Regions from separate parts of the Homo sapiens genome. Here region 2 is linked to region 1. Evidence: chromatin loops called from intact Hi-C (ENCODE). Cell type or tissue: MCF 10A. All regions are shown on one strand. Each heading gives the region's core, and the rest is flanking DNA. Links, peaks and the distances in the headings are about the cores only. Region 1 has its middle 24 kb from the start of ABRAXAS1. Region 2 overlaps LINC02994 (long intergenic non-protein coding RNA 2994).

Region 1 (5,383 bases), core at 330-5,329:
GTTAGAACGCCTAATGCAACTCCACGCCGTTCATCGCTATAGAGGGAGAAAGGTTTGGTGAGGTCTGGGAGAGTGAGGAGAGGGGCTGAGATGAGAGCCTTTTGGAGTAGATGGAAAGGTTGGGTAATAGGCTGTGCAGGGTTTGAAGGCCCATGGAGAGGGCCTTTAGTGGCTTGGCATAACGGTTTGGCAAGTAGAGCAAAGGAGGGAACCCAGAGTCTAAAATATCCTGCTAGTCCTAGAAAAGAGAGAATGTCTTGCTTAGTTTGTGGAGGCGGGAGGGACTGGAGGAGGGATACGTGGTCGGTTGTGAGCCCTCAGGTTAGCGGGGTAAGGGCTAGGCCTAGATAGTGAATGAGGGGGTGCATATTTGTGCTTTCTTAGGGGAGACCTGATACCCCTGTTCTGCCAAGAAGTTTAAAAGAGAGAGATACTATGGGCGTTGCAGTCTCTTTGGGAGGGGCTACACAGGAGCAGATCATTAACACATTGAAGGAGAGTGGACAGTTTTAGGGATAAGGTACAGAGGTCACAAGCAAGGGCCTGTCTGAAAAGGTGGGCGCTGTCTCTGAAACCTTGAGGTAGTACGCACCAGGTGAGTGGACGTGAAATGTGGGTGTCAGGGTTTTCCCACGTAAAGGCAAAGAGGTTTTGGGAATCAGGGTGTAAAGGAATTGTGAAAAAGCATCCTTTAAGTTTAGGACAGAAAAATGGGTGGTATTGGAGGGAACTGCGGAAAGTGAAGTACATGGGTTAGGAACTACTGGACATACTGGGAGTACAGCTTGGTTAATGAGCCTGAGGTCCTGGACTAAGTGATTAAGTTCCATCTGGCTCTTTAACAGGTAGAATTGGTGTGTTACAAGGGGAGTTTGTTGGGCAGAATAGATGACTGGTGAGGAGGTGAGAAATGATAGGCTTTAGGCATATGAGAGCTGCTTGGGGGATGGGATACTGCTTCTGTGATAGGAAATGGGTGGGCTGTTTAAGGGTAATGTGGACGGGGCTATGGTGTTCTGCGACTGAGGGTGTGGAAGTATCCCAAAAAGCGGGGTTAACTACGGATGGGGGATAAGAAAAGGTTGCATGTTTTAAGGTGGGAGGTTGGAGGAGTAGAAGAAAGTTAGAAGCCCCAGAGGGGTCTGGGTTGATGTGTTGGATACGATGGGGAACGTGGAAGTGGAGAGTATTGTGAAGTTTTGAAAGGATATCTCTGCCTAGGAGCGGAGATGGGCTCGAGGGCAGGACTAAGAAAGAGTGAGTGAAGGAAAAGGTGTTCAGGGAGCAGAAAAATGAAGTGGGGGGCTCGGGGTTTGGAGACTTCTCTATCAATTCCCACAACAGAGACTTGGGAGGACTGGATGGGTCTTGAAAAATTAGGTAAAGCAGAGTAGTAGGTTGCTCGGTATTAATTAAAAAAACATACTGGCCTACCCGCCACCATCAGGGTTACCCTTGGCTTGGATGAAGCGATGGTAGTTGCCGGGGTGTCCGTTCCAGGGCACCATCAGTCTTCAGCGGCTAGGCCAATGAGATCCGGGTAGGAGGTTCTGGCCAGCTCAGGAAGGGATGGGGCAGTCCTTGCGGGGGCTGCTCACAGTCCCACTGCCAGTGGGGTCCTCTGCAGAGGGGGCACGGCTTGGTGGTCTTACTTGGGTTTGGGCATTGTTTGGACAAGTGGCCTTCATTGCCGCACTTGAAACAGGTGCCAAGTGGAGGTGGATTGCTAGGAGGCTTCTGTGTGGAGCTGTGGCCTCGTGGGCCTGCAGGGCCTCTAATGGCAGAGGCAAGCATTTGAAACTCTGCGTGTTTTTGCCTTTTACTTTCCTCATCATGATTGTTAAAGACTTTGAAGGCTAAATTAAGAAGGTCTCGTTGTGGGGTTTGAGGGCTGTCGTCAAGTTTCTGAAGCTTGCACCAAATATCGGGGGTGGATTGGGAGATGAACCAAAGGTTTAAAATGGTGGTTCCTTCTGGGCTGACTGGGTCTAGGTTGGTATATTTTCTCATGGTTTCAGTTAAATGAGAGAGAAAAAGGGCTGGGTTTTTGTCAGGACCTTGGGTGATTTCTGAAAGTTTTTCATAGTTTACTGCTTTATGGGAACCCTTTTTGAGTCCTGCAAGAAGACACACAATCATGTGGTCTTGATGGCGGCATCCAGAGGCCCCCGTTTTGATAATCCCAGTGGGGGTCCTGGTTGGGGACCCCCTTTGCACCAGTAGGCTGGGCAGGAGCTTGGTGATGAATTGTATCAGCGTATACCTGAGCTAGGGTCCAGATATGGTCCCAGTCTTCTGGGGTGAGGGTGGAAGAGAGGATAATGTAGAGGTCATGCCAGGTTAGTTCATAAGACTGCATAAGGTACTGAAACTCCCAAATATAAGAGGTCGGGTCTTCTGAAAATGAACTGAGTCTTTTGTTAATTTGAGAGAGATCAGTGAGGGAGAAGGGAACATGAACTCTAACAATACCTTCAGTTCCTGCTACTTCCTGAAGGGGGCACTCTAGCACAGGAGCTGAAGTAAGAATGGGGCATGGGCCAAAGATGGCGCCTGAGCCAGTATGGGCAGGAGAGAAGGAAGAACTTGGAAGTGGTTCCTGCTGAGGGTTTGAAGGGGGAAGGGGAGTTAACAGGCAGTGGAGGATAGATAGGGGCGTAAGGTGGTGGAATGGGTTTACAAACCTCAGGAGAGGGCAGTAGAGGAGGAGAATGGGTACAGGCAATACTAGAATTGCCCTGAGGAGGGGATGGTGTAGGAAAAGAAGTGGATACAGCTGACTGGGAAGATGGTGGCTGGGAAGATGATCACTGGGAAGACGTTGGCTGGGAAAATGGCAGCTGGGAAGATGGCGGCTGAGAAGATAACAAGGAGGCTTGGGGGGTTAAAGAAGATGATTGAGAGGAAGGGGTAGGGGCTGGGAGGGGTGAACAGCAGTCAGCTAGATTGAACGAGGGAAAAAGAGGTAGGGTCGGGAGGAGAAAGGCTATCAGGGCGGTGAGAATGGAGGAGAAGGATTTGAACAGATAAGCAAGAATTGCAGAGGTCAGGTTGTGAGCTGAATGCAAAAAGGCCTGGACATAAGGAATTTCTCCCCATTTCTCCAGACGTTGGCAATAATTGCTTAAGTCAGTTAAAACTGTAAACTCGAATGTTCCATTGTGGGCCATTTGGAGAGGCAGCCTAGAGGGTTGTTTTTTGGAATGTAGGACCAGGAGTTTCCCATAACTGAGGGTAGGCTCGGGAGAACAGGGAAAAGTAGACCATCCTGGACAGCCGGAGGGAGACAATGAAAGGAGCAATCATCACCGCTGCCTTTTTCGTTTGGGAACAGGATCAAATGGCTTAGAGGTGTCCCCCTAAGACCAGATGATCAGCAAGTGCCTGGCACACATGGGAGCCTTCTTGGACCAATGTTGGATTTTCGTACCGGAGAAACCAAGAGAAGCCGTGCAGATTTTCCCCTGTAAACCAAACCAGGCTCCCGGGGAAACTTACCAGTAGGCGAGTCCAGTGATGGATGTGCATGCACAGAGAGGTGACTGGAGGCTGAGGAGCTTCCTTTGTCTGGCTACTGTGGCCTGCTTTCTGGGGTGGAGGGGTAGGTCCATAGGGGATGCAGACCTGAACCCCTCCCGGGTTTCGGCACCAGATGTAAGAGTCTTGTATCGGTCTGAACCCTGAGAGCGAGCTGACAGACAATATGGGGCGGTGTGGAGCAACATGCTGTTTTAATGAGCGCCTGGGTACAGGCAGGCTCAGGCCTAAAATGGCGTTAGCGGGCCAGTTTCAATCTTAAGCACATTGTTGACAAATAGACCACTTTCCAATTTAGGGCAGCACTATTTGCAGCTCTCTACCTTATGACCTCTTACTACAAATAAGACTTATGCAGTGATGATCAAAACTTGGGGAAAGGGTTGCCTGAGCTGAAAGAGAAAACTAAAATATATTTTGGAATCTCATTTTGAGTCAATTGTGAACTGTTTCTTTGTTGTGGGAAATCATGTGAATGGACCCTTTAATTGCACAAATGTAAAGCAAGCACTTATCCTTCATTTTTAGGAGGAAACTGAAAGAAAAGATTGTAGATGTTTTAGACATAAGTGGTGGGCAGTGCCAATTTTAAGTAATTGTGTATGGTTAAATGATTACTGTGCCCTGGGACTCATTTACTTCTGTGTTGAAAGATGTTTCTTGACTTTATTTACACCTGATGAGTGTGGTACAGCAAAGTAGACCTTCCCTTGGGAAGATAGGTGTGAGCTTACTCAAGAATTGCTTTAGTCTGGACAACATAGTAAGACCCTGTCTCTGCAAATTATTTATTTATTCATTGATTTATTTTATTTTATTTCTTTTTTTGAGACAGTCTCACTCTGTTGCCCAGGCTGCCGTGCAGTGGCGCCATCTCTGCTCATTACACCCTCCTCCTCCCAGGTTCAAGCAATTCTCCTGCCTCAGCCTCCCAAGTAGCTGGGATTACAGGTGCCTGGCACTGTACCTAGCTAATTTTTGTTTCGTTTTGTTTTTTTTGAGGCGGAGCTTCCCTCTGTTGCCCAGGCTGGAGTGCAGTGTTGCAATCTCGGCTCACTGCAAACTCCACCTCCCGGGTTCAAGTGATTCTCCTGCCTCAGCCTCCCACATAGCTGAGATTACAGGTGCCTACCACCACACCTGGCTAATTTTTGTAGTTTTTAGTAGAGATGAGGTTTCACCATGTTGGCCAGGCTGGTCACAAACTCCTGACCTCAAGTGATCTGCCCGCCTTGGCCTCCCAAAGTGCTGGGATTACAAGCATGAGCCACCATACCCAGCCTATTTTTGTATGTTTAGTAGAGATGGAGTTTCATCACGTTGGCCATCACTGGCCAGGGTGGTCTCGAACTCCTGACCTCAGGTGATCTGCCCACCTCAGCCTCCCAAAGTGTTGGGATTACAGGCATGAGCCACCATGCCCGGCCTACAAATTATTTTAAAAATAGCTGGGCATAGTGGCACACACCTGTAGTCCCAGCTATTCAGGAGGCTGAGGCAGGAGGATTGCTTGAGCCCAGGAGGTTGAGGCTGCAGTGAGCCATGATCTTGCTACTGCACTCCAGCCTGTGTGACACAGTGAGACCCAGTTGGAAAAAGAAAAAGAAAAAAAAGAATTGCTTGCCGAAGATCAGAGATTTTGTCCTAGAGTCTTTACCTTCGACCAGGAGAGCAGTAAGGAGGGATGAGACTGGGCTTGGCATAACCCAACCTATGCTGGATTGTTGATAACTTACACATGACTATAAGACTGAGTAAATCACAATACAGTGATGCTTGCTTTAGAAATGACGGCTCTAACAGCAGAGTGGAAAATAGTTTGAAAGATGCAAAAGTGGATTCCTTC
Region 2 (5,383 bases), core at 54-5,053, 750 kb after region 1:
AGGTTTGGGATTAATTCTACAACTGTTTGATATTTAAAATGAGTGTGTAATTCAGTATATTAAAGAGTTTTTATGTATATACAATAGGAAATGATTTAAGATTTCTTAACATTAAAACATAATGCAAGAAGGAGGTAGAGAGAAATTATATTAATTCTCCCAGAGCAAGACATTATAATAAGCTGAATCATACAATTTTTAATTTTAAATTTATGGGTTAAAAGGAATGAAAGCCCTTGGGACAAAATGGAATAAAATAAGATTTTGATCCCAGCAGGGAACTTTTTGGAAACCTCTCCTCCGGGCATCGTATGAAGACCTTATGGAAGAAATGGCCTTTCAATCATATCTCCTGAAGTCATAGAGAATTTTATCATGTCTCACGCATAATGAAATGTTAATGTGATTTTTCTTGACTGATATCATTCAGAGTAATTCATTTTCAACACCAGTTCTCACTCATTATAAGACTGATTTAATGTGGTACTTATAATTAAAGCCTGTTTTTAAAAATAGCAACTGAATCCACAGGAAGTATGAACATTTCTCATTTTAAGGAGTTTTCTTTAGAGAGTAATAGTCACTGGACTCTGCATTCGTTGAACTAACCTTTAGACAGAGATAGAAAAGGGTTAAGTAGACAGTCTTCAACTCATCAGAACTCCTACCCGTAGTTTTCCTATTTCTGACTCCACTTCAGGCTTCTAAATGACATGAAAATATTTTAAGTACACATAATCCTATATGAAAATTATAACCATTAATATATTTGTAGTAGTGAAAGAAGGTATATAGACAGATAGCTTGATCAATCAATCGATCGATCGATCCACCCCAATAAACTGCCTAAAGTGGTGGCAGAGATGTCTTAGCTAGAAATGTTCATCATAAGCTGGGGTTTGAGGCTGTGCCCAGAGATAAGTTATCTGACACTTGAAAAACCAACTGTCTAGAAAGAAGCCCCAGAGTGCAATGTAGACAGATGAAAGAGTCTCTGCACACATAAATGAAAAAGTGACACATATCATCTACTTTCTGCAAGGTAAACCCAACAACTGGAGCTGATAGTTCAGGCTTGAGGCTATGACCTCATAAATCATACACACAACTGAGGGAATAAAAACATTTGAGAAGCCATAGTTTCACAGCCAGAGCTTCACAGCTCACATCCCATGGGATTCTATGAAGACAATCAACTATTGGCAAGTCTGCCTACAAGCCTAGAAAAGCTGTTTAAACTGTCATCTATGGCTCTGGCCATATTGCAACAAGGCTGAGTAAGCCAAGAGCTAGAATACAGGCTGTACAGCTTCCCCCTCCCCTCTCATCTCCTTTTTTGTTCTCTGAGTAAATAGAGGTAGAAGACAGTTGAATAATCGTTTAAGAATGTCATTGCCGTTATTCTAATTTGTATCTTAAAATAATCTGGAGAATATACTGCCATCACGGAAGAAATCATAAAGAACCTGGAATGTTTTATGTAGTACCTTGTTATTCAGAGATCAACTTCAATGTCACCCTTCAGGGGTTTTCCTTGACCACCCACTCTACTCTCTATCGCATCATCTTATTTTTAATAGAGAAGGTATGGGCATTTGATATTCTTCTTGTTTATTTATTAGAGAATAAGAATAGTATAGGTGTTATAAATACAGATCCTGAGATCAGGTTGCTTCAATTGGAATTCTGGCTCTCCAACATAATCACTGGGAGCAAGGCTCTATGCCTTAGTTTCCCCCTCTAACATTTGAATAGTAGTTTTTTCTACATCCCTGGGTTTTGGGGAGGATTGTGCTTGTTAATAAAAGTACTAGATCCTGGACAGGCACAGAGTAAGCACTTGATGAATGTGAGCCTTAACTCTTTATTTGCTTGGTGTCTATTTCCCTAACTAGTCTGTTCTTCACTTGTCTGCCTCAGTGACCCAGTACCTGGAATGATGCCTGGAGCACTCATGAGACTTTCAGTAGGAATGATGAAAAATTAATTAATGAGTCTCAGTTCAGGTTTTGAGATTTAAATCTAACTCAGTAGACAGTAAGAAGGCATGGACAGACAAAATTGAAAACTTAACAGTTCACAGTAAACATTGAGCTTCTGCTATACATGGTAGTCAAGAACTTTGACTGTATAATGCTGACAATGGCTTTCTTTCTTTAGTTGCTAAGAAATTACCCCAGTGGTTTTATGCTCCAAATACTCTACATGACTGATAACCTTATTTCCTGTGCTGATTGAGTCAAATCCATGCCACACCATTTGAGCCACCTCAGAATACATATTGAAACTCTATCTGTCACCTCAGGCCTTCCCCTAAGTGGGCTCTGTGCCACAGAAGAGGCAGCTCCAGCCATCCCTGGAGGGCTGTCCCAGTGGCCTGAGAGCTGCTCCTAGACCCCTACCAAGGTCAGCATTGACCTCAAAGAACCTAGTCACAGACTTGTCCAACCAGCCCCACCCAGCTTTGCCCCCTCCAGTGCCTTGGCAGCACAGTGCAGGATGGGGCCCTTGGGAACTCCATGCCCTGACTATCACCAGGGACACCTCGTACTTCCTCCATCAACAAAGACCAAGTAAAAATTCCACTGCCATTATCACAGGTGTCTCTTGCCTGCAAGCACCACCTACTGGCCTGTAGGATGAACTACACAATCCAATATAATTCCTGCTGACAAAAGTAAGGAAATGAGATAATTTCCCAAGACCTCCACCTCCTCATCTTTGTAGGAGACAGTGAGCCTCACCACACACACAAGGCTACCACAACCTACAAACAACTAACATTTGGGAAAACCACTATGCTAAGGCTATCTATAACTAAGACATTTACACAGAGACTTGGCCCCTTGAAATCACACAGAAGCAAAGCCAAATGAACCTACCCAACATGAGCAATAGTCACACTCTCAAGGAGGAAAGAAGAAACCCACCGAATTAAAATAAATTTTAAAATATTAAATTTATTTTTAAATTTAAGAATTTAAATTTAAATTTAAGAAGAAACCAGCACAAGAATTTCAGCACCATGATGAAACAGATGGTTGAGACACTCCTAAAAGACCACATGAGCTCTCTAGCAATAGCTGCCAACCAAAATGAAAACTTTGAGGTGAGAGATAAAGAATTAAAGTTATGAATTTTAAGGAAGTTCAGTGAGATCCAAAAGAAAGTGGAAAACCAAACAAAGAAACCAGAAAAAAAACTCAGGAGACGACAGAGAGGAAAGATATATATTTTAAAAACCAAACAGAACTTCTGGAAATGAAAAATTCACTAAGGGAATTTTAAAACACAGTTAAAAGCTTTAATAAGAGACTAGACCTAAGCAGAAGAAAGGATTTCAGATCTTGAAGACAGGTCTTTCAAATTAATCCAGTCAGACAAAAACAAAGAAGAAAATAATTTTTTTTGATCAACAAAACCTTCAAGAAATATAGGATTATGTAAAGTAACAAAACCTATAACTTATTGACATTCTTAAGAGGAAGAAGAAAAAATAAGAAGTTTGGGAAACATATATGAGGAAATCAGGAAAATTTCCTCAGTCTTGCTAGAGAAATAGGCATCCAGATACATAAAATTCAGAGAACACTTGGAAGATATTATACAAGATGAACATCATCAAGGCATATAGTCATCAGACTATCCAAGGTCAACATGAAAGAACAGATCTTAAAAGCAGCTAGAGAGAAGCATCAAATTACTTATATAGGAAACCCCATCAGACAAACAGCAGACTTCTCAGCAGAAACCATACAAGCCAACAGAGACCAAGGGCCTGTTTTTAGCCTCCTTAAAGAAAAACAAAAGTACTAGTCCAGAATTTTATATCCTGCCAAACTAAGCTTCATAAATGAAGAAATAAAATCTTTCCCAGACAAGCAAACACTAAGGGAATTTGTCACAACTAAACCAACCCTATAAGAAATGCTCAAAGGAGTTCTAAACACAGAAACCAAAGGACAATAATCACCATCAAGAAAGTGCTTCACCATCCTGTGAAGCAATTACACAATTGAGACTCCAAGGCAAATAGCTAACAATATTATACAGAAACAAAACCTCATATATCAATGTTAACCTTGAACATAAATCACCTAAATGCTCCACTTAAAAGATATAGACTAGACTTTAAAAAACAAAGCTCAATCATCTGTTGCCTACAAAAGAACCACCTAATGGCTAAAGCTGACTCAGACTCAAAGTAAATAAATAAAAAAAAGATATATCACACAAATGGAAAACCAAAGTAAGCAGAAGTAGCCATTCTTATATAAAACAGACTTTAAAGCAATAATAGTTTTTTAAAAATGGCATTAAAGGGCATTATATATTGGCAAAGGGTTTAATATAACAAGAAGATTTCACTAGCCTAAATATATATGCACCCAACACCAGAGCACCCAGATCCATAAAAAAAATACTGTTAGACCAAAGAAAAGAGACTGATATCAATACGATAATAGTGGGGGACACCCCACTGATAACACTAGACAGATCATCAAGGTAGAAAGTCAACAAGGAAAACTGGATGTAAACTGGACTCTAGACCGAATGAACTTAATAGATATTTACAGGACATTCTACCTAATAATTGCAGAGTATACATTTTTCTCATTTGCATATAAAATATTCTCCAAAATCCACCAATATTTGGCTCTAAAGCAAGTCTCAATACATTTAAAAAATTAAAATGATATCAAGTATCTTCTCAGATCACAGTGGAATAAAATTAGAAATCAATACCAAGAGGAACTCTGAAAAGTAAGTAATTACATGGAAACTGATAACCTGCTTCTGAATCACATTTGGGTAAACAATGAAATAAGACAAAAATTTAAGAAATGTTTTGAAGTGAGTGTAAATAGAGAAACAACATATCAAAATCTCTGGGATACCGTAAACACAGTGCTGAAAGTTTATAGCATAAAATGCCTATATCAAAAAAGATGGAAAGATCTCATATTATAACTTCACATCACACCTCAAGGAAATAGAAAACAATAATAAAACCAAACTCAAGTCTAGCAGAAGAAAAGAAAAAGATCAGAGCAGAACTAAATGAGACTGAGACCAAAATAAATCAAAACAAAACAAAAAAGATACAAAAGATCAATTAAAAGAAAAGTTGGCTCTTTGAAAGAGTAAACAAAATTTAATAACTTCTAGCTAATTTAATAAAAAAAAGAGATTCAAATAAACACAATTAGAAATAATAAAGGTGACTTTATTACTGATACCATAGAAATTCAAAAGATAATCAGAGATTACTATGAACATCTCTATATGTACAAACTAGAAAACCTAGAAGAAATGGATAAATTCCTGAAACATACAACCTCTGATATGGTTTGGCTGTGTCCCCCCCCACCCAAATCTCATC

The links. Hi-C counts contacts between places; a loop is a spot of excess contacts. Peaks named below come from ENCODE experiments on the same cell type or tissue, not always from the same donor. Only the 100,000 strongest peaks of a DNase experiment are listed, where the experiment ranks them.
Region 2: it touches region 1 in a loop (16-fold over the local background); 5 of 110 quality-filtered maps call a loop at or near these places.

Annotation. Positions count from the first base shown.
Region 1 is chr4:83,506,752-83,512,134 of GRCh38, forward strand. No RefSeq gene overlaps it. Among named protein-coding and RNA genes, the nearest start is that of ABRAXAS1, 24 kb to the left of the region's middle. In MCF 10A, for the core only: a CTCF peak has its summit at 2,489 (motif pointing right); a DNase peak (open chromatin) is centred at 2,530.
Region 2 is chr4:84,256,807-84,262,189 of GRCh38, forward strand. The region is part of intron 4 of LINC02994 (long intergenic non-protein coding RNA 2994); the gene reads right to left. Among named protein-coding and RNA genes, the nearest start is that of LINC02994, 40 kb to the right of the region's middle. In MCF 10A, for the core only: a CTCF peak has its summit at 2,624 (motif pointing left); no DNase peak of the experiment used is centred there.